Linked DNA regions of Homo sapiens: regions 1 and 2 are each linked to region 3. The links are chromatin loops, found by intact Hi-C in ENCODE. Cell type or tissue: PC-3. All regions are shown on one strand.

Evidence for each region. Hi-C counts contacts between places; a loop is a spot of excess contacts. Peaks named below come from ENCODE experiments on the same cell type or tissue, not always from the same donor. Only the 100,000 strongest peaks of a DNase experiment are listed, where the experiment ranks them.
Region 1: it touches region 3 in a loop (2.8-fold over the local background); 6 of 110 quality-filtered maps call a loop at or near these places.
Region 2: it touches region 3 in a loop (3-fold over the local background); 4 of 110 quality-filtered maps call a loop at or near these places.

Annotation. Positions count from the first base shown.
Region 1 is chr6:73,982,855-73,990,854 of GRCh38, reverse strand. No RefSeq gene overlaps it. Among named protein-coding and RNA genes, the nearest start is that of CD109, 290 kb to the right of the region's middle. In PC-3, a CTCF peak has its summit at 4,674 (motif pointing left); no DNase peak of the experiment used is centred here.
Region 2 is chr6:73,850,718-73,858,717 of GRCh38, reverse strand. No RefSeq gene overlaps it. Among named protein-coding and RNA genes, the nearest start is that of CD109, 160 kb to the right of the region's middle. RefSeq lists an enhancer at 6,919-7,502. In PC-3, a CTCF peak has its summit at 3,547 (motif pointing left); a DNase peak (open chromatin) is centred at 3,517.
Region 3 is chr6:74,070,243-74,078,242 of GRCh38, reverse strand. The region is part of intron 1 of LOC101928516 (a long non-coding RNA gene); the gene reads right to left. Among named protein-coding and RNA genes, the nearest start is that of CD109, 380 kb to the right of the region's middle. In PC-3, no CTCF peak of the experiment used is centred here; DNase peaks (open chromatin) are centred at 4,612 and 7,962; H3K27ac peaks cover 2,150 bases.

The DNA of each region.
Region 1 (8,000 bases), 87 kb after region 3:
GCTGTGCTGGATTTCTCGCCAGGCCTTAGCTGTCTCCCTGCAGGGCAGGGCTCGGGACCTGCAGCCCGCCATGCCTGAGCCTCCCCTCTCCTCCCGCGGTGGGCTCCTGCGCGGCCGGAGCCTCCCTTACCAGCGCGGCCTCCTGCTCCACAGTGCCTGGTCCCATCCACCGCCCAAGGGCTGAGGAGTGCAGCACATGGTGCGGGACTGGCAGGCAGCTCCACCTGCAGCCCTGGTGCCTGATCCACTGGATGAAGCCAGCTGGGCTCCAGAGTCTGGTGGGGACTTGGAGAACCTTTATGTCTAGTAAGGGATTGTAAATACACCAATCAGCACTCTGTATCTAGCTCAAGGTTTGTAAACACACCAATCAGCACCCTGTGTTTAGCTCAGGGTTTGTGAATGCACCAATCCACACTCTGTATCTAGCTAATCTAGTGGGGAGGTGGAGAACTTTTGTGTCTAGCTCAGAGATTGTAAATGCACCAATCAGCACCCTGTCAAAACAGACCAATCAGCTCCCTGTCAAAACAGACCAATCGGCTCTCTGTAAAGTGGACCAATCAGCAAGATGTGGGTGGGGCCAGATAAGAGAATAAAAGCAGGCTGCCCGCCCCCAGTGGCAACCCCGTGGGGTCCCCTTCCACACTGTGGAAGCTTTGTTCTTTAGCTCTTTGCAATAAATATTGCTACTACTCACTCTTTGGGTCCACACTGCCTTTATAAGCTGTAACACTCACCGCAAAGGTCTGCAGCTTCACTCCTGAAGCCATCGAGACCATGAAACCACGAACCCACCAGGAGGAACGAACAACTCCAGACGCACCGCCTTAAGAGATGTAACACTCACCAGGAAGGTCTGCAGCTTCATTCCTGAGCCAGCGAGACCACGAACCCACCAGAATGAAGAAACTCCGAACACATCCGAACATCAGAAGGAACAAACTCCAGACACGCCACCTTTAAAAACTGTAACACTCACTGCGGGGGTCCGCAGCTTCATTCTTGAAGTCAGTGAGACCAAGAACCCACCAATTCCGGACACAATGGGATACAAGTACAATTTTGCTACATTGATATATTATATTTTGGTGAAGTCAGGGCCTTCAGTGCATCCATCACTGGAGCAACACACATTGTACTCATCAAGCAACCTCCCATCATCTACCCTTCTCCCACTCCCCTCATCCCTTTGAGTCTCTGTGTGCATCACTCCATACACTGCTTCCAAGTGTATGCATTGTTTAGCTCCCACTTAAAAGTGAGAGCATGCAGTATTTGTCTTTCCATGTCTGAGTCATTTCACTTAAGATAATGGCCTCCTGTTCCGTCCATGTTGCTGCAAAAGACATGATTTCATTCACTTAACGTAATGTCCACCAAGCTCATCTATGATCCTGTGAATGACAGAATTTTATTCTTTTTTATGGCTAATAGTATTCCATTGTGTATATACCACATTTTCCTTATCCTCCATTGATGGACACTTAGGTTGAACCCATACCCTTGTTGTTGTGAATAGTGCTGCAATGCAGATGTCTTTTTGGTAAAATGATTTCTTTTCCTTTGTGTAGATACCCAGTTGTACAATTGCTGGATCATATGATAGTTATATTTTTACCACCAATTTATTTTATACATGATAACTCACAAATCTATGCGTTGTTTATAAAACAGTACCTGTAGGGTCTCCCTTTACTTAGAATAGATTCTTCTATAAAACTTTTGCCAGGACTTCTACCAACCTAGTACATATCATCAAGAAGCAGGACCTTTCCAACAAACCAAGGCTGGTTAGTTATTTCTCTCTTGTTTAAATGACACGTTACTTTCTACTAAAAAATAGAAGCTTGTAATCATGATATCTTTATTTACCTTTATGGCTAGGAAATTTAGAGTTTAGGTTAGTATAGAAAAATAATAAAATGTAAACCCTCTGTTCTTTCTACCTCTAAAGTAGAATAAGTACTAGATTATCTGCACCCTATCTAGGACTAAAAAACATAAATTTTTTAACTACCCAGTTGATTACCAAGACGGCATGAAAATATCTTTTACCATCATTCCCTCTTCTGATAATTAGAATTTGTCAGCCGGGCACGGTGGCTCACGCCTGTAATCCCAGCACTTTGGTAGGCTGAGGTGGGTGGATCAGGAGGTCAGGAGATCCACACCTTCCTGGTTAACACGATGAAACCCCGTCTCTACTAAAAATTAAAAAAAATTAGCCGGGCATGGTGGCAGGCACCTGTAGTCCCAGCTACTCAGGAGGCTGAGGCAGGAGAATGGCGTGAACCCAGGAGGCGGAGCTTGCAGTGAGCCGAGATCGCGCCACAGCACTCCAGCCACGGCGACAGAGCGAGACTCCGTCTCAAAAAAAAAAAAAAAAAAAAAAAGAATTTGTCAGAAATGTTTTTGAAACAAGTTATCTTTTCTCTTTAGTACCAAAAAGAGATAATGCTAATCTTTTGTTTCCCGCTTTTAAGGTAAAGGAACTCACTGAAAATGTATCTCAAGATCAAAAGCCAAATTGAGGAGGAAAAAAATATAGTACTGACCATGCTCATGCCTGGGATTTCAATCTGTGGGCAGACCAACATTATTCTCCCAGACTAAAGTTGTCTGGGCATCACAGAGCATCCAGCAAGGTATTTGGAGACCCACATGGTACTAATGCAGAGGTGAATCAAACTGACTGCGGGGGATATAGTGACTACCTGCTTGAGGGAGTATCATAGAGTACTAGACAAATAACATAAACCAAAGCCATAGAATTCCCAAATAATTTCCAAAATATCTAAAATTCCTGGATTTTTCTGGGTAGCATATGTTGATTTAAAGAAAATATTCCCCCACTTAGAAAATAGGGGATATCTAGAGATGACTCTTTTTAATAAGTATTAATGAGGTTCCAGCTGGGACCTAAGTGCTGAAAAAAATGTGCCTTTCACTCTAGGCTTTTCTCTTCACACACCCACATCCTACTCCCTGCTGTATAAATTCTTTTCTAGTTTTCTCAGTATATTTTGGGTTTGGGGTATCTTTGGAGATAGATTTAGATGACAGGTCTTAGTAATATAAAGTGATCACAGTTAATTCCTCTCTTCATTGCTACTATGATCAAAAGCTAAAGTTGTGAATTGACCTATTCTGCGAAGAAAAGTTTAAGATCAAACTTTTCCCCTTGTTTATTTGGTAAATGAGAATTTCTGCACTTCAAATGCTATTTAAAGTCAAAGATAGTTTTACATATCTGTTTGCTAGTTTTATATATCTGTTTGCTTCTGAGGCCAGTTTAAGTTGAGAGACCATAAACATAATCAAATATTAAAGAATGATAAATGGTATTACCCCTGAATGGGTTGCATTCATCCTAATAAATGTATTGCATATCCTAAGTTATACAAAAATTACTATCATTTTGAACAACCCAGTGATATTGACCTTGATGGAGAATACAGTGCATTGGAGGAGGCAGGACTAAGTCACTGCAATTTCCTAACCATCTAGAAAAACCCACATTTTACACATATTTCAATGACCTATCTAATTTCTGTTAGGATTATATTCATTTGCTAGGGCTGTTGTTACAAAGTACCATGCACTGATTGGCTTCAACAACAGAAATCTATTGTCTCACCATTTTGGGAACCAGAAGTCCAAGATCAAGGTGTTGACTGGGTCATGTACCCTCTAAAGGCACTAGAAAAAGGTCTGTCCCAGTCCTCTTCTGGTACTTTTTTTGTTTGTGGCAGCGTAACTCCAGTATTCACATGGCATTCTCTCTGTGTGAAACTCTGTGTCCAAATTTTTTAAAAATAAGGACATCAGTTGTATTTTGTTAGGAACACACCCTACTTCAATATAACTTTATCCTAACAACTTATTACGTCTTCAATGATGCTATTTCCAAATAAAGTCACATTCTGAAGTACTGGGGACTAGGACTTCAACATATGAAGGGGTAGGTGGTGCACAATTTAACCCAATACAAGGATCAATAAACCAAGATCATGAATTACTGATTTTTCCATCCAGTTATGAATGCCATCACTAAGCATTTTTGCAAATAGGCTATTTTGGTAAGCCTTGATGATAGATGACAGTCACTACCTTGAAAGGGTGATGCTGTCAAAAAGCTTCTCTCCTGAAAAAGAAGCCTGACCTGGTAGCCAAGGCAGAAAAAGTTTTATCTACAGAGAGAATATTGATGTACCTCTTTTAAAGCCAGAGGTAAGCAAACCTACAATCAGCGGGGCCTAGGGAAATTGGGCAGAAAAGAAGAGCAAGATGGCTCAGAGATTTTAGAGACAAAATCATAGAAGTACTTAATTTTTAAATTAAGAACACTGAAGGTAGAGGCTGAAGGGTACACAATTGATTAGTGGCAGACCTGGAATTAGATTGAAGATCTGCTGATACTCTTGTCTAGTGAGCTTTTCTCTACATCACCCAGGTTAGAACTCCAAAATGAGTCCAGGACAACTAGGATTAAAAAAAAAAGTACTAACCCAATACATAATTACTTGTCTTTGCATGTCTTAAACTCTAAAAACAGTGCACATCCAAAACATTCAGTACCTTTCATTCCATTTAGCCAGAAACACATAGCTTGATGACTGACTGTTAAGTTGGCACTGCCCTCCAGAGGCCTGTGCTGTCTGCTCAGTTGCCCCATCTGGCTGCCATCACGAAGCCTCTTGCTTGGCAGCCTACTCAGAACATCACTGTCACTAATTAGCCTTTCCTAAGTGGAAGGTATCCAGTCAGACTTTCAGCAGTACATTCTGTGCATAATTAAATGCATGCAGTCACCAAACAAGAAGGCAAAGGCACGTTTTCTTAGCATGTGGGATAGTTATCCCTAACTTCACAGAAACTTTGCATAATTCCTTGGAACTCATTTATCTGGCATCAGTTCCATAACTGACTGAAAACAAAAGCCAACTCATAAATCCAAAGGAATCGTCCATTTTAATTATGCATAAAATTCAAAAGAGGTCAAAGTATCAAATTGGAAACATGAAAAACAAATTACTATAGACCCATCTAAGAGAACAGTAATAAAATGTGAGTAAGATCCCCTTTTATGTTTCTCAGTTTCCTCACCAGAAATCTACATAAAGGCATCTGAGAAAGCAATGTTTTAGCTCTTGTTTCTCTCATTTAGTTCTAATTCTTTCCAGCTTATGATACAAAGAAAATCAAACTGGGACTCAGGAGTCTTGAATTCTGCAAGAATTTCTTCTGCTAAAAAGAAGTGTGACCTTGGTCAACTCCTTTAATCTCCTGTATCTCAATTCCTTCAACTTTAAAACAAGGGCCTGGTTTAAATGATCTCAAAGGGCACTTGCAGACTTAACACTCTATAATTCTCTGAAATCAATTTTGCAAGAACTAAGTCTTGAATTCCAACAAACCTCCATGGTCTGGAATCTCCCTACTTTATACACCATAAAGGGGTCTATATTATCAATGCAGTTGCCTTGGCAATGGGTCAAAGAGCTGGAGCCATTACAAATGATGATGCCCAAATAATTATTTCAAATGCCAAAAAATATTTATTTCTTCTAAATTTATACCATTTGGAATAAGAATAATTTCCATAGGAATTTTCAAACACTCAAAAACATATTTTAATTTTGCCTCATACCTTTTGACGTGACAACTAAGCTGTTAGACATTAACATTTCAATGTAGCAAACTTGCCACGTTCACAGTGAGCAGCTGTGACCACTAATGGGAATCAAAAGCTCCTTCTGGTCAAACTCATAAATACTTTCTCTCAAAATATGAGTACATAAAGCAGAATCACATATCTTTATATCCACTCAACTATTCCCAAATTGTTTCTAAATTAGTAAATTTGTGGTGCTTCTCACCATAGCATCTACAAGCTACAAAATTATAGGCAGTAAATCTAATGTGCAATTCATTTTTGGAGTTATTTCTGGACAAGTGAATTGAGCACACTCAGAAATGACTCCATGTATTATAAACAGGCAATTAATTAATTTCCTCACTAGTTCTGGCAGGGCAATTTGCAATGCAGTTGTTACCTATTAAAGATAAGAAAACTATGTAAGCATTTCTGTTGATGTGGTCAACTCAACTCTAAAATATTTTGCCTCTAGAATGCTTATATCTCAGGTTTCCAGGAGAAATATATGCCAAACAATGAAAACCCTTGGGAGGCTCCACTGCATAATAGCACTCCAAAAACATCAGTAATATGAGAGCTTATTTTCCCATGTGTCAAACTCTATATGGTTAACTGATAGAAATTCTAAGATTTCAATGGTAGTCTATAAGAAAGACTGAACAGAAGGATGAGGCTAGGATCTAACTGAATTATGAATCAAGGGTGATCTGAAGTCCAAATTGCAAAGGAAGAGCACATAAAAACTTTGGGCTCAATTAATACTAATGTCCAGACCCCAGAGATCAATATGGTGAAAGGAAGCCAATAGCAGAAGTCAGCAGGATGCATCTATACTTTTAGTCTAGTGGGTAAAAGCATCAGGGGCACATTGAGGCTTATGTTCTGTGAAATTAAATGTCAGACAGTGACTGAAGGTATGGGGACAAGAAACACCATCTGTTATAGTGTGAGGAGCAGGCAGCTTATAATAGCTAAGTAGAAGGTCAAGGCCTTCTAGTTTGAGTAGAAAACTGGGATACAAGAAACAGAGAAGGAGCCTAGAATTTGAAAGCTGTACCTCAGTATACCCAAAGCCTTCCCAAGACTAGGAGATTCTGCAATTAGTGAGAGTGATTCAGACAAGTATCACATCCTTTCTATTCTCTTTCTCCAATGGTGGAGATAGAGCTCCTGACTGCTATCTGGCTTGGTTCTCAATGTCTCAGGAATCACACAGAGCTGATGCTGGGAGGTAAACCTTTTGACGATAAGCCCCAAGATGGTGCAGGGATAGACAGAAACTGACACTTCTTGTTAATAACCTATTAACAATTTCTTCCTTTGTCTCTAAACTGTGATCTTTCTTTTCCTTCATTCAAGCTCTTCTGATAAGGTGTGGGAGGAGTTTAAGTGGAGAAAGACAAAACAAAGTAGAGATGAAACTCATGATTAATAACTGTTGAATGGCACTAGTAAGATTCCTAGACTGTTTAACTTTAAAAGTTTTAAAAACTAAGGAATCCCAACTATTTGTTTCTAAATGAGGAAACAAATGCACAGAGAGGGAATTGACTCACTCAAATTCACACAGTCTGCTGGTCTCAGAACCATAAGAACCAAGATATCCTGCCTTAATCCAAAATACACCCTACTAAAAGACCTTGTCATCATAACTGATGGCCCCGAATGGAATTCTGAGAATGGTAAACATCCCACGGATCCATCCCATTTCACAACCAACTTATTGGAGCTGACTGTATTCTTTTTCACTTACTGATGTGCCAGAATAACACAGCTTTTTGAAAATAGATCCATATGGGTCAATATATTTCATGAACATAGATGCAAAAAATTCTCAACAAAACACTAGCAAACCAAATTCAACAGCACATTAAAAGGATTATTCACCGTGATGAAGTGGGATTTACCTTTGAGGTGCATGGATGGTTCAACATAGACAAAACAATAAATTTGATACACCACATTAATAGAATGAGGGGCAAAAACCATATGATCATCAATAGATACAGAAAAGCTATTTAACAAAATGTGGCATCTTTGCATGATAAAAACTCAACAACTTAGGTGCAGAAGGAATGTACCTCAAATTAATAAAGGCCATATATGACAAACCCCCAGCTAGCATCATATTCAACAATGAAAAGTTGAAATCTCTTCACCTAAGATCAGGAACAAGACAAGGATACACACTCTCATCACTCCTATTTAACATAGTACTAGAAGTCCCAGGCAGAGCAATTAGGCAAAAAAGAAATAAAAGTCATCCAAATTATTTTTTTAAATGCAAATTGTCCCTGTTTGCAGATGAGATGATCTTATGTATATAGAAAACCTTAAT
Region 2 (8,000 bases), 220 kb after region 3:
TGTATTATTGTATTAACTACCAAAAAAATGGTTTCCATAGAAAAAGAAACCAAAACAATACAAATTGCATGAAGAAAAGAGTTTGAGCAAATCAAAGCCAGATGATAAAAGCTGAATACTAAAGAAAGAAAGAATGGCACACAGATGGTTCAAGAGAAGAACAGAATCAGCAAAACAAAATTCAAGAACATAAAGACCAAGCCTATACTGCTCCCAGATCCTCAGGAATGCTCACTGATTGGAAAGATGTCTGTCCTGAATTGCAAGAGAGCCAACTAGAATGCTGATATAAACTTGGTGATTAAGAATGTGGGCACTGGAGTCACAGTGTGGGTTCAAATCTCACATCTGCTCTTAAGAAGCTATATAACATTGGGAAATAACTCAACAACCCTAAGCTCATCTTTAAACTAGGGACAATAATTGTACTTTCTCCATTTGGTGGCTAGATGAATTAAGAGGCAATAAATTTAAAGCATTTGCTTTCCATTTAGTTAAGTACTAAATAATATTTTGATACATATTAGTTGTATATTTGAAGATAATATCAAGTTAAGAATACAGAATGACATCCCAGATAACATTATTCCTGAAATGGCATTGTATTATTTTATCATCAAACTCCAGTTTTTACTCTAGATTGCTTTCCCCAAGCAAAACATACATCTTCAACGTATGTGATCACACCAGGAGCTAGGGGATTGTGGATCAATTCTGAAAGATTTAATCTTGGTCAATAGGATTTGGTGAAAGTCAGGTGAGTGAAATGAGGTGGCAGGGTGGTATAATGGTTAGTAATACATGCTCTGGAACCAGATCGCTAGGATTTCAGTCCAGGTTATACACCTACTATCATGTGATATATAGTTCACCTCATTTGTCAGTGTCTCTGTCTGTAATATTGCACTTACCCTGTAAGGCATTTGGAAGGATTACCTGGCATTAAACATGTAAAGAACTTAGAACAATGCCGGGCACATTGTAGTCAAGCAATCAATGTCAGCTGCTGCCACAAGTGGCACATGGTGGTCAGCAACAGCTGCCCTATTGGAGAGAAAACTGGACAAGTGTTACAGATGAGCCCCTTGACAATGTCATATGATGATTTTCCTTTCTCACAGGAGCAGAGTCCATACTCTGTGATTATTAAGCAATTGTCATCAACATCTTGGTGTTCTTTTCCCAGGAAATAAACGGCCCTGAGGAAAAGAAAATGAAACATCTGGACTCTCCTGCTCAATGCCCCTTTGTTTAAAATTGGGATGGCTTGCTTCTTTCACGTCCCCCCAACATTAGAGAGGATTTATCCTTCTGTGTACTGGATAAAGGAAGAGGGTAGTGATCTGGCACACTGGCAACCTGGCACAACATATCTTTCCCAAAGAAGCAGTAAAAGGAGTTACACCTAGACACACACAAACACACACACACACACTCCTCTGAAGCACTCACTTTGTCATGCTTTCAAATGCAGGCACAGGAGAATCCTTCTATTTCAGCCCTTCAACCAATAGGCCACAAAGTTCGGGGTCCCAGAGTCCTTGAAATAACCCCACTTTCAACACAGGGCCTGCAGACAATGCAATTAACACCTAATATTGCTCAGCACTGTCTTGAAGTAAAGAACCTGTAGAAACCTCTTTTCACTGGTCTCTGTCTCTTGTACCTTGACACTTCTGTATCATTGCAGAGTAAGATCTAGCCAAGAAAGTGAAAACATCCCAATCTGGGGAAATGTGAAAACAACTTGGATGCAGGAAACCTGTTTTAGCCCCTGCCCCAACTTTAACCTTGTAACGTTGGGAACATTACTCGGCCTCTCTGAACCTGTTTCTGGTTTCCTCACCTGAAAACAGCTGGGTGAGAGAGTCAGTTCTAAATTGATAATAAACAGATAAGTCCCCTACTTGGCCTTCTCCTTCTACCTAATCACTGATAGATTTGAAAGAACTCTGTCAAGGGGGAAGCTTAGAGTGCAGCTCTCTGTAGCATTTTATGGGAAAAGAAATACCAACTGTCCCCTCTTTGCACGGGTCCTACTCTGAGTGGAATCCCCATCACCCTTTAAGGTGGCAATGAACAAACAAAAGCTCTCATGAGAAAGGAGGGCTAGGCCCTGTGACTCTAGCTTTTTAACCCTGACATTCAAATTTCTGCTTTCAACATCTCATCTATTAAAGCTACCACTTCTACACTGGCCTCACCTGGAGGCATGGCTCTGCCATTACAATTTTAACTTCCTTAAATTCCATTCAGTATAGCTGAAATAGGTCCAAAACATTTAGAAATCACTAACATCTAAGGGAAAACAGAATAAGGAAAAAAAATGGGCAACTAAATAATCTGGTTTAGGTGGTGTAGTTCACCCATCTTCACCCTTCTCCCTGTTTCCCAGCCTGTCTGTATGGCAGAGGCATCTTAAACCCCTCCTTCCTGAGAGCATCCTCGGGTGTATCTAAACATCCCTGCCCAAAGTCAAGACAGCAATACCCAGAGAAAGGCAAGAGCTCCCTCTCCCACCTCCTGGTTTCCAGTTTTCTTTCTGAAGACCCACAACTTCCCCAGATGATGGCCCCAGGAATTACTGTCTCCTTTAGGGAGATGAAACTCCCACCCCAGGACCTTCCCTCTCTCACCAGGACAAGTGTATCACAAACAAGTATTCAATTGAAGGAAGGGAAAAAGAGGATGGCTGGGCCTTATGGAGGTAAGCTTCCTTCATTATGGTATCAAATCCAGTAATGCACTTTCCTGTTAGAGAATTTCTAGACAGTCCTCCCAAACGAGAAGCGTTTCCTGGATTATCATAAAACGTGTCTATATAGAAAAGCTAGTTCACAATGAAAAAGAACATGTGGAAGGTGAGTGCTGTACAATGAAGATAGGCTTTGAGAAGCCCTCCAGGCAACCAAACCTCCACTAACAAGTCCATTTTGCTGTTTTTTCTGTTATGTTTATTCTTCTCCAGCTATGACTATAAAAGAGGACGCACTGGGGAGAAACATACTTCAAGTACAAAGCAAAAGTAGGTGGAAAAAGATAGTAATAAATACGTGTTCTATGATTAATCAGGATTCTTGATTCCATTAGGAGATTAAAATTCCACAAATTCTAGGTCAAACTTTACTTGCCATAACTTATTCCCTAACCAAAACAGGCTAGAGAAATGACAGTAGAATCTGGCAATAGTACCTCTTTCTAAACTGTCCAAAGGTTAATGATCTCTTCAGTTTTGAAAATCAGGATTTACTTTTATAAAGTCAAAAAGAAACTCCCACTCTGTACGTGGTTTTTTTTTTTACTCTAAGAATAACAAATTATTATGCATAAATTACATGCCAAAAATAAGAATGCATCCTAAAAAGTATGTGGTAACAGAAGTAAGCAGATTATTGTAATAACCTTATCACCTGTTTTCCCAGAAAAGAGAAAAAGCCCTCCGATCTCATTTCATTCTTAGTATTCAACAGGAACATTAAAATTAGGCAACAATTTGGGGGAGGTACTTTCTTCCCTCTAATCCTCTTCTGCCCCCTAGTGGTCGCATATTTTTATGTCATACAAGATAATTTCCATTTTGAATATCTGGTTGTTATATTTCCACCATTAGAGTAACTCTATTGTATTTTACCCCTGTCATAAACCTTAAAACCAATTTAATAAACACATCTGACTACTCAATAAAACTTCACGATTATTTTAGTACTTACATATTGTGTATTAACTTACAACAGCTTTATCTAAAATATTTTCCCTGGAAAAAGCCCAGAGATATTCTGGGTGAAATGACATTCATGTGGTGGGCTAAAGGTTCAGAAAGCATGGAATATCATATCCTTTTAGAATTCAAAATATACATTGTTATATTAAAGATAAATCCTACAGCAATGACATTTTTTGTGATTTCCTAAACTTTGCCATTAAATACTTTTTTTTCACGTTAGACCTGCTAGCATCCTATAAAATACCATTTGGGGAAGTGTTGGTATCTAAGCATTATTCTCAACCCTATTGTTTTCTCCTGAGAATGGCTGAGGATTTCATTCTTTGTGACTCTTCTTCCTTTGTCATGCCTATTATGCCCCAATATATCAACTTCAATTATTTTATTTGAACACTATATCAGGTTGGCAAAGTAATATACACTCCATAGCTAAAACTCCAGCAGGGTATCAAAACCAAATCCTTGAAATGCTGCTCAGCAGTAAAAGGAAATGAACATTGATACACACGACAGCTTGGATGATCTTAAGTGCATTTTGCTCAATGGAAAAAAAATCATCAAAGCTTACATACTGTATGATTTCATTTGTATAACATTCTCAAAATTACCATTATCAAGACAGAGAATAGATAAGTAGTTACTAGGGATTAAGGAAGGATAGGGAGGGGATGACCCTAAGCAGCATGAAGAAGTCCCTTTGTGATGAGTAAACAAATCTGTGTCTTAACTATAAATGGTAGTTACATAAATCTGTACCTGTGATGAAAATGTCCTAAAATTATACAAAAAAACATGTAAAAATAAATGCTTGTAAAAAGAACTTGAAGCCAAGTAAGGTCTGTAGTCCAGTTAACTGTTTCCTGCTAATCAATGTTCTGCCTTCAATAATGCACCATAGTTAGATAAGATGTCACTGTTGGGGGACACTGGATGACAGGCATACAGGACCTCTGTGTACTATTGTACAACTTTTTGTGAGTCTATAATTATTTCAAAATTAAAAATTTTTTAAAGTAAAATTCTATGGCCCACACCAATGTTCACAGTATGAATTCCTTTGGATTTTTCTGAATTCCTCAATAATGTTTAAATTCCTCTAAATTACAAAAGAAGAAAAATAGGAGTAGAGTGTTATATAAGAATAATTAGTTAATACGTCATTATTCTGTGCGTTGGCAGATTACTCACAGGTCCTGACTATCTACTGGTTCTCCTCACTGGGATGAAATGAGATGAAATAAGCTTCACTCAAATGAATCCTTGATAAACACAGACACACACACACACACATTTTCACTTTCTCAGTCTTTCTTCATCTCAATAAGTGCCTTTCTCCTATCCCCTAGTTACTAAGGCCAGACATTTTTTCTTTTTCTGGGCTCTTCATATTTAGAGGTAAGGCCAGACTTTTTGAATCTTCTCTTTTCCTCACTTCCTACATCCCATCTATTCCCAAGTCTTACTGATAATACCTCCAAAATACCTCAAGTCTGCACATAAAGAATATACAAAAGGAAATGAGAATTCAAAGGAAACAGAAAATGCATCTGACAAATGGGAGAGTGTGCGAACATAGAAGGCAAAGGAGGGGGCAGAGCAAGAGGGCTGAATAGAAGCCTCCACTGATTGTCCCCCCTGCAGGAAAGCCAAGTTTAATAACTATCTATACAAAAAAGAACATCTTATAAGAAGCAGAAATCAGGATACAGATACCAGCTCAACCACAGTGGAGTACAATGCCAAGAAGGCTCTTGGGGTCCTCAATTCTGGGCCTTGGCTTGTGGATGACAGTTTTGGACCTGTCCTGGTCCAGAGAGGAGTCCACTGCCCTGAAGGGTGAGTCCCAGGCCTGGCAGCATTCACCACAAGCTCACTGAAGAGCTCTTGGGCCTTAAGAGAACATTGGCCATAGCCTGCCAGTACTTTCCATAGGCCTGTGGTGGTGATGGCCATAGGAAGAGACTCCTATGCCTGTGGAAAGGGGAAGGAAAAATGGGAAGAACTTTGTCTCATGGTTTGAATGCCAGCTTAGCTGTAGTAAAATAGAACAAAAGGCAGATGTTTAAGGTTTTTGACTCCACTCCCTGGCTCCTGGATAGCATCTCTAGACCTGTCCAGGGGCTGGGGTAACTTGCTACCTTGAAGGGAAGAATACAAGCCTGGCTGGCTTCACCACCTGCTAACTGTAGAGTCCTGTGGTCTTAAACAAACATAGGTGGTAGCCAGGTAGTGGTTACAGTGGGCCTTGGGTGAGACCCAGTGCTGTACTGACTTCAGATATGACCCAGTACAGTCTCAGCGATGGCCACAGGAGTACATGGGTCACCCCTCACTCAACTCTAGGTGACTCAGAACAGAGAGAAAGACGTTTGGGAGAAAGTAAGTGACAAGAACAACAGTATCTGCCTGGCAACCCAGAGAATTCTTCCAGACCTTATCCAAGACCACTAAGTCTGCGAGAAGCACAATGTTACTGGGCTGGAGGTGCTCGTGCTCCCTAATGCAGATATGGCTCAGATCATAACACCCAAGTACCCTTGAATACCTGAGAAGCCATCCCAAAAAGGACAAGTACAAATAAGCCCAGACTGTGAAGACTACAAGAAATACCTAGCTCTTCAATACCTAGACACCAACAAACACTTGCAAGCATCAAGACCATTCAGGAAAACATGACCTTAGCAAATGAATTAAATAAGGTACCTGGGACCAATCCTGGAGAAACAAAGATATGTGGCCTTTCAGAGAGAACTCAAAATGGCTATTTTGAGGAAACTCAAAAAAATTCAAAATAATATTGAGAAAGAATTCAGAATTATATCAGATAAATTTAACAAAGAAATTGAAATAATTTAAAAGAATCAAACAAATTCTGGAGTTAAAAAATATAATTGACATATTGAATAATGCATCAGAGTCTCTTAGTAGCAGAAATGATCAAGCAGAAGAAATAATTAGTGAGCTTGAAGATAAACTTTTGAAAATACATCATTTGCTCTCCCTCTCCCTCTCCCTCTCCATCTCCCCACGGTCTCCCTCTCCCTCTCTTTCCACGGTCTCCCTCTGAGGCCAAGCTGAAGCTGGACTGTACTGCTGCCATCTCGGCTCACTGCAACCTCCCTGCCTGATTCTCCTGCCTCAGCCTGCCCAGTGCCTGCGATTGCAGGCGCGCGCCACCACGCCTGACTGGTTTTCGTATTTTTTTGGTGGAGACAGGGTTTTGCTGTGTTGGCCGGGCTGGTCTCCAGCTCCTAACCGCGAGTGATCCGCCAGCCTCGGCCTCCCGAGGTGCCGGGATTGCAGACAGAGTCTCGTTCACTCAGTGCTCAATGGTGCCCAGGCTGGAGTGCAGTGGCGTGATCTCGGCTCGCTACAACCTCCACCTCCCAGCCGCCTGCCTTGGCCTCCCAAAGTGCCGAGATTGCAGCCTCTCTTCCCTTCTGGGAAGTGAGGAGCGTCTCTGCCTGGCCGCCCATCATCTGGGATGTGAGGAGCCCCTGTGCCTGGCTGCCCAGTCTGGAAAGTGAGGAGCGTCTCTGCCCGGCCACCATCCCATCTAGGAAGTGAGGAGCGTCACTGCCCGGCCGCCCATCATCTGAGATGTGGGGGGCGCCTCTGCCCCGTCTGGGATGTGAGGAGCACCTCTGCCCGGCCACGACCCCATCTGGGAGGTGAGGAGCATCTCTGCCCGGCCGCCCCGTCTGAGAAGTGAGGAGTCCCTCCGCCCGGCAGCCGCCCCGTCTGAGAAGTGAGGAGCCCCTCCACCCGGCAGCCACCCCATCTGGGAAGTGAGAAGCGTCTCCGCCCGGCAGCCACCCCATCCGGGAGAGAGGTGGGGGGTCAGCCCCTGCCAGGCCAGCTGCCCCATCCGGGAGGGAGGTGGGGGTCAGCCCCCGCCCGGCCAGCCGCCCCGTCTGGGAGGGAGGTGGGGGGTCAGCCCCCGCCCGGCCAGCCGCCCCATCCGGGAGGTGAGGGGCGCCTCTGCCCGGCCGCCCCTACTGGGAAGTGAGGAGCCCCTCTGCCCAGCCACCACCCCATCTGGGAGGTGTACCCAACAGCTCATTGAGAACGGGCCATGATGACAATGGCGGTTTTGTGGAATAGAAAAGGGGGAAAGGTGGGGAAAAGATTGAGAAATCGGATGGTTGCTGTGTCTGTGTAGAAAGAAGTAGACATAGGAGACTTTTCATTTTGTTCTGTACTAAGAAAACTTCTTCTGCCTTGGGATCCTGTTAATCTATGACCTTACCCCCAACCCTGTGCTCTCTGAAACATG
Region 3 (8,000 bases):
AATGAGGCTTTATACAGTATTAACACAACTGTGTCTCTTAGAACAAATTTGAGAGCAAGCTGTCTAGGTTAGGGCAAAGCTAATTTGCAAAAAGAATAATTCAGACCAAAAAGGAAATCTTTCGAATGAAAAATCCAGAGGACTTGAAGCCTAAATGAATGAACACCAAGATTCAATAGTCTTTTCCCTCATTCTCTCATTCTTTCTCTCCTGTTGATTACCTTCTCTTTGTCTTCTTTTCCCTTGGCTTCCAATGAGACATTGTTCTCTGGGTCTCCTCCCAGAACTCTGATGATTTCTCTTTTTCCTTTCTTTCACTCCTGAAATGTATATGATCCAAGTTTTTGCCCTTAACATTTTCACTTCTCTTTCTCAACTACCTTATTCCTTTGAACAATCTATTCAATCCCCTGTCTTCAGTTGACACTTCTAGAGACATGGCCTCCAAACCTGAAATCCAGGCCAAGTTCTCTCTTTTATATTTCAGCTGTGTATTTCCAGTTGCTTCCTGAAGCTGTCCACATATCCCATCTGCCCTTCACACTCAGTATATTTTCCCCCTTCTCCCTTCATCCAGCTCCTCCTCTTGACTTCTCCAGTTTTACTAATAGTGTGGCCATCTTCCAGGGCATCAAGATTTAAAATTCTGGTATCACCTCTGTATTAATCCATTCTCACATTGCTATAAAGAAATGCCTGAGACTGAGTAATTTATAAGAAAAGAAATTTAATTGGCTCATGATTCTGCAGGCTGTACAGAAAGCATGGTGGCAGCTGCTTCTGGGGAGGCCTCAGGGAGCTTTTACTCATGTCAGGAGGCAAAGTGGCAGCAGGTGCTTCACATTGTGAAAGCAGGCGCAAGAGAGAGACAGCAATGTGCCATGTAGTTTTAAACAGCCAGATCTCCCAAGAAGTCCCTATCAAGAGGGCAGCACCAAGAGGATGGGAGCTAAACCATTCATGAGAAATCCATCTCCGTAATCTGATCACCTCCCACCAGGCCCTGCCTCCATTACTGGGGATTACAATTCAACATGAGATTTGAGTAGGGACACATATCCAAACTACATCAAGCCTCTCACTTTTTTCTCTTATCCTCCATCCCCAAGTTTTAGCTAAATTCTATACATTTCAATTCTGCAATATATTTCTAAATAATTCTTATCTCTGTTAACCCTTCCTCTGTCGTTTAGTCCTTATCACCCTTCAACTATGATATTAGAAAGGCCTCCTATAAGTCTCTCTCCCTCAGAATATCCTCCAGTCCTAAACCACTTTACAGTATATTCTTCCTGCTCACAATTCTGAATAAACTACTTGCCTGCTCAAAAACATTCATTAGCTCTTCACTATCTATTATAGAGCCAACCCCCTTTTCTCTACCGTTCTCAAGCTCCTATGACATGGCCAATATCCTATTTTTCCAACTTTTTTTCTGCCTACTCTTCTTAATGACTCCTCTACTCCAGCCCAATTGAATGACTTGCTCATTGCAATCTATACTCTGACATTTTTAACATCACAATTTGTTCACACCTTCTGCTCTCTTGAATTTCTTTCCTCATCTCTGAAGAGAGCTTTATTTCCATCACATGTGCAAGTAACCTCTCATCCCCTCTGACTTTCTCAAACCATCCACAATTCTTTTGCAATACTTTTCATTTTATACTTTCTATTCTAGTCATTTGGGTATGTCTTATCCTACATACGAACTGTAAGTCAATAAGGACAGGATCTATAAATGATGCAATTTTGTATCCACCATTATCACCAGCACAGGGCTTTCCACATACTACCTCATCAACAATTTATGTTGATTGCCAAAATAGTTATGAAAAGCCCTTCTTTGATTCAGTTAGCATAAATTTAATTGGCAGTTCAGGATCCTATTTTCCTAAATGAGAGTACAGCATCACTGAAGTATTGTATGGTCCTTGCACAGCCTACTGAGAATTACTGTAAAATAAGCAGGGAGACATTGCCACAAAAATGCATTCAACAAAACCAATCGACACAAGCACAATCTTGGTGGCAAGATGACACAAGAGTCAAGGAAATCCCACAATTATCCTTGCAAAAATCTCTCCTCACAGCTCTCAGCTCTAAATGCAGCATTAATTGGTAGCATTGACAAAATTAATTTGGCAAATCCCTCTGAAGCTTGTTCATTTAAGCTTTCTGTGATACTGTTGGGTTTTAGCCCTTAATTAAATTTATGTGCTGATATGTTAAATCCTTTTCATTTCTGTTTAACCCCCTATTCACGGAGGTTTTCTTCCAATATCATATGAAAACCTAGCTGAATCAAAAAGCAAAGTTTACAGAAGACTGTAGTTTTTCTGACTTTCTAGTTGCACTTGTAGAATTAGAATTTGAAGTCTATATAAGAAATCCCAAATGGGGAAATTAACATGCAATTTTTCCTAAGCATCTCCCCGTGCCTGAAGGGCTGAACTCCAGTTCCTGTGTTTTGATGAATTACATTACAAATTAGCCCAATCATCTCACTATCAAATTTGCAGGTTTTATTCCTTCTTTGGAACTTACAGAGATTAAAAATAAATTTTAGTTTCTTCCAACATAGTTTCCAAATTTACTGCTCCTCTTTCCTTCACATCTGACACTAAACCAAGCCAAAGGCAGAGTACTCCCTCCCTGGTGATGTCCCTGCTCATCCATCACGCCTTGCTGATGCAATCCAGTTCCATAAGCTGTCTTCGGGGAGCATGGGTGGCCAACAGAAATGAGCCCATGAGTGAATGGAAGAATTGTGTAAGACTCTGTCTTTTGTGTAGGGAAAGTGCCAGGGCATGTTTGCCAGATCTCCCGGATGCTTTGTGTGGATAGTTTTAATCTCCTTTTCAAACAGAAGAAGTCAAGTTCTTCCTTTAAATATTTATTTCCACAGTTTTTCTGTCTTTGTTTTGCACATAAGCTTAATTTATGTGTACCTTTTAAGATCTTGGTTAAAATATTCTCCCGAAAGAATACTAGGTTCATACTAGGGAAGTAGACACATAATGAAAAATTATCCAAAAAGCTTGGTTAACTTCTTTTTCCCAATATACACACTTTCTATTAGCAAAGAAACTAAGCTAGACTGAAAATAGTGTTCAATTTGGTTTACCTAATTATTCAATTTCCATTTTAATTTTCCTAGTAAAAACTTCATCATAATGTGTATTCTGTTGTATTTCTAACACATTAGCACATCTATAAGATATAGATCTATGTAGATTTCACTTTCAAATATCACATTTTGACTATATAAAAACTAAATGATATTTAGAGAGGGTATTTGATAATATAAGGTTTTACTTGCACATTTGGTAAGTGTTAACTTTGTTATTGTTTGAGTTTTCTTTTAATAAGCTGTTAGCTATGCAGCTGGGAGCCCTAGCAGATGCAATTTCTCCTTCAACAGGGACAAAAAGCAGCTAGATGCTCTACACAGGCATTGGAAAGGTCATCCAAAGCATATTTTAAGAGCCTCTATTAGTTTTGCAGGTTTTTGTCATGCTGAACCTTGTGCTTGGAGATAAAAAAATTAGAGATTTTTGTTTTACTGGTCAAAGCATTCACTCCTCTGATACAGACAGCACCAATAAGGGGTGGGTCGATTTGCGTGAGGAGCCAATGATTTTCTATAATAGAAAGGACCACAGTCCTATTACCTGTCACCAACTTCCTCTCCATAAAAGTCAGGGTAGATTTAGATGGCCTCATGAGGCAACGATGAACAACAAGACTCCTAAAATACAGGTAAAACAAGGGTAGAGAGTGAAGGGAGAGAGCAAGTCCTGGACTGAATCAGGGCATCATCTGTGCTTCTGAGTCTCAGGGTGTGGTAGGCATGAGAATACACCTGGTGGGCTTCCAACCACAAAAAGTGTGTTTGACTGAGGCCCCAGCCACCACTCCCTGAAACCTATCCCTGCATTTGTGCCATGGCCACATCTCTCATAGGCTGCTTCCTGCCAATGACCTGTCTCCAGGGGACGTGAGACTTCTTTTTGGCTGACTTGGCTAGAGAACTCCCCTAAAGTTTCCTGAGACGATATAGAAATCTAGGCGGCTTGCAGCCAACCTTCTCTCCCTCTCTCCTTCACTTGAGGTCAGACTAGCATCACATTCTGATGACTGGCTCAACTCTCTTCCTACTTCTTTTACATGCAGGCATTTCCTCCTAATAAAATCCTTGCCTGTTTTGTTCCATCTTAGCATCTGCTTCTTGGAGGACTCAGATTAACATGCACAGTACAAGTGCTGAACCTGTCTTGACCTACTTCGAGTCATTTGTGTCCCAGGAACTATTAGAATGAACCTTATGAAACTGCCAACATCCAACCATTGGTGACTTACAAAAATAACAATTTCATATAGTTCAACCTAATAGTAGTGCAGAATGCTGACAGGGTTGAAACACTGGAGACTCAGTTCTCTAAAGCACAGAGTTTCTTTGAGACTGAAATAAGAATCTACATTCCTTCCCCTGAAAGGGCTGAATCTGGGACAGTTAGCCCAGTGCCTGAGCTCAGGATAGCTTTGACCCAGGAAATCTGATGCTTTCCATTGCCCATGTTTCCCTCAGGATACAGCTTGGCTGCTTAATCAGCCTTACTCACTGGCTTATTTCCACTGGAGCCCAGCTCATCGTCATGACTCACCTGAAAGATGATGGACATCAAAACTTGTCCTGATTCTCTCCTGTAGGCAGCCTTTGCCCCCATGGAAATGCTTTGGCTCAGGAATTGATAGAACTTTGACCTTGAAGGCACTGATAAGTTTGTGGGGAATTCTTTTTAAAATCAGAGGCAGCCTAGAAACTGGGGGAGTCCACCTTTCCAGAAGCAAGCAGGATTGATTCAGAACTCAGAATGACTGCTGCACAGTGGACTCTGCACCACCTTTCTTGTTTCCAACACAGCCCAGGAAGGCAGCTTCTACTCTGGAGACAGGAACCCTCTGCCACAGCTGGCATACTGAACCAGGAATAAATCAGAGAATTCTCTTCCACTTTCCAGACCACTGAAAATAGGGACTCATAAGAGTATAAAAGAAAAATAATTGGACCTTGGAGGGGAATATACTGGACTTCTTGCTCCTATTGGCCATGGTAGTCCAGTCTGGCTTGACTAGGGCACGCAACTTGCCCCTCAAATTCAATACGCCAACTACACATAGTAAAAATGTTAATAGTAAGAATTTACCTTTCAGTGAAGAAATTAATTTTCACAATTATTAAAACTAATTCAAATTGTAATTTAAAGTATGAAGATTTTTCTATTCAAATATCTTTATGTTTCTGAAACTTTAGCTTGTAAAATTAGGTAACCACGTAACTTTTATTCTCAAATGCTATGAGAAAAGTCTTGCTTTTTCCCCAATAATTTCCTTTTTATTAAAGAAGAAAAATAACTTTACATGCAATTAATTTGAGAGCTTTAATATAAAAAATAGCCTTCATTTACTGAGCACTTACTATCTGCTAAAATAAAGCTAGGAACTATTGAATACTAGAGTTCTGCCAGTAGTTCTGACTCAGTGCTATGAAATGAATAGAATAAAATCACTATTCCTTTTATACTTCATATGTTTCTTCTATGCATATTGTATATTTCTTCTATGCAACTTGAAACACTGCCATCATATTTTGTATTGCACTTTACATAAACATCTCTAATTTATCATAAGCCTTTCATAAACATTATTTTTCCATTGTGTGGACATTATGTTTAACCCTTCCTTATGTTTAGACACTCAGATTGTTTCACATTTTTTTTGCCTCAGCTCAACATATAATCATTCTCAAGAGTAGAATTACTGGGTTAAAGATTACAGTAGTCCCCCTCTTATCCACTGGAGATAAGTGGATGGTTGAAACCAGATATAGTACAGAACCCCATATATACTGTTTTTTCCTATACGAACATACATATGATAAAGTTTCATATAAAAATTAGGAACAGTAAAAGATTAACAACTATTAAAAAAAAGAAAAATTATAACAATATGCCAGCATCACTACTTTTGCACTTTGAAGCAATTATTAAGTAAAATAAAGGTTATTTGAACACAAGCACTGAGATATCACAACAGTCAATCTGACACCAAAACGGCTACTAGGTAACTAACAAGTAGTGTCTACAGGGTGGATACACTAGACAAAGGGATTATTCACATCCCAGGTAGGACAGAATGGGATGGCAGAAATTTGATCATGTTCCTCAGAATGGCTTACAATTTAAAACTTATGAATTGTTTATTTCTGGAATTTTCCATTTAATATTTTCAGATTGTGGTTGACCAAGGGTAACTGAAACCACAGAAATTAAAACCTTGGATAAGGAAGGACTACTGCATTAACATTTTTAGACTCAATATGCATCTTCAAATTTATTTTACATTTTTATCAGCAGCATATGAATGTTCCTGTTGGAGACCTTGAATAATGTGGGAGATCATAAGATATTCTTCAGATAAACATCTTTTCTAATGTGAAGTAAAAAATGGTATTTCATTTAAATTTCCATTACCATACCAATAATATTTGACATTTTTCACAACTTTGTTAAATAATGTTTATCTCTATTCTTTAGAGTAACTCCAGAGTTCTTACTTTCAAATGCTCAAAAGTCATCTCTGTAATCCTCTTGAAAATTTTCATCAGTTACTTCAAATAGACAGGCTTAAATAGGACTGTTATCTATTCTATATCACTTAACTCTTTTGCCTCAGTCTAGTTGCTGTAGTGGAATTTACTTTAATAAATGGACCAGGATATTTACATAGTTCTCTCTCTCTCTTTCTGTGCATGTGTGTGTGTGTGTGTATGTGCATGTGTGTGTGTGAGAAAGAGACAGAGAGAGGCTAAACTTTAGTCTTCTCTCAAATCATAGGAATCACTGACTTCTGTCACAATCATAAGTAACTCATAACTAAATTTATTTTCCTTCTCAAATTACATTATCCTTGTTACTTCTCACATTTTCCATTTTATCCTAAAAGTTTCTTACATCATTATCACCAGATATATAGTAAAAATCCCCAATATTAAAAATTAACAAACCATGATTCAAGTTGATTTTTAAATATTTTCTCCCTAATGATGTATGTCTTGGTGAAGAGAATTTGATATGGTAGTTTTTTTTTTCTAAGATTAACTAACTCAATTCATTCTCTCCAGATTGGATTGGAAGTTGGATGAAACACTATAAATCAATGTGGAAAAATAATTTTGCCAAATTTCAATCTCAATCAGTCTCCATGAAAACTTTATCCTTTTGCTGTTTCAATATATTTGTATGGTATTTTTAAGTTGTTAAAAGTTTATTTATTTTAAAGGCTCAATGGGCTTCCTGGATGCCAAATCACTTTTTAAAAACATTTTGATGATACAAACTAAAATGAATTAAAAACACATGGAATCACTGTTCTCTAAAATATATGTGTTTTCAAAGTTTAGAGAAAGAGGGTGGGAAGAGGTGCTTGGCAGCATGTTTGGGTTTTAGAAAATCCGAAATTTTTGAAAAATTGTTCCAGATGTTGATGAACCCCTTGGTTCCCCTAAGTTTCACCCAAACCTGCTATAAATAAAGATAATTATAAACAGCAATAAACTAAGGTTAAGGCAGTATGTAACGGATGCCATAGGAATCATAATTAATTTGAATTAACTCTGAATTGAATTTAGCCACAGATAATACAGATGTGGATGGGTTGTAAATACCATTAAGAAAAGTAAAGTTTTACGTACACTTACATAAATGAAATAGGAAAATAAAAACAGAACTATTTCACACAAAAAACCTGACAGCATCCTGGCATTTCATCCTGGCATTCAGAAGCTCTCATTATCTAGCCCAGTGGTTCTTCAGACAGGATGATAAATATCCCATGGAGGATGTTTGGAAATTTGTGGGACATTTTTGGTTGTCACAATGACTGGAAAGAGCTACTGCCTTTTATTACTCAGTGGCCAAGGATGATTAACATCCTGA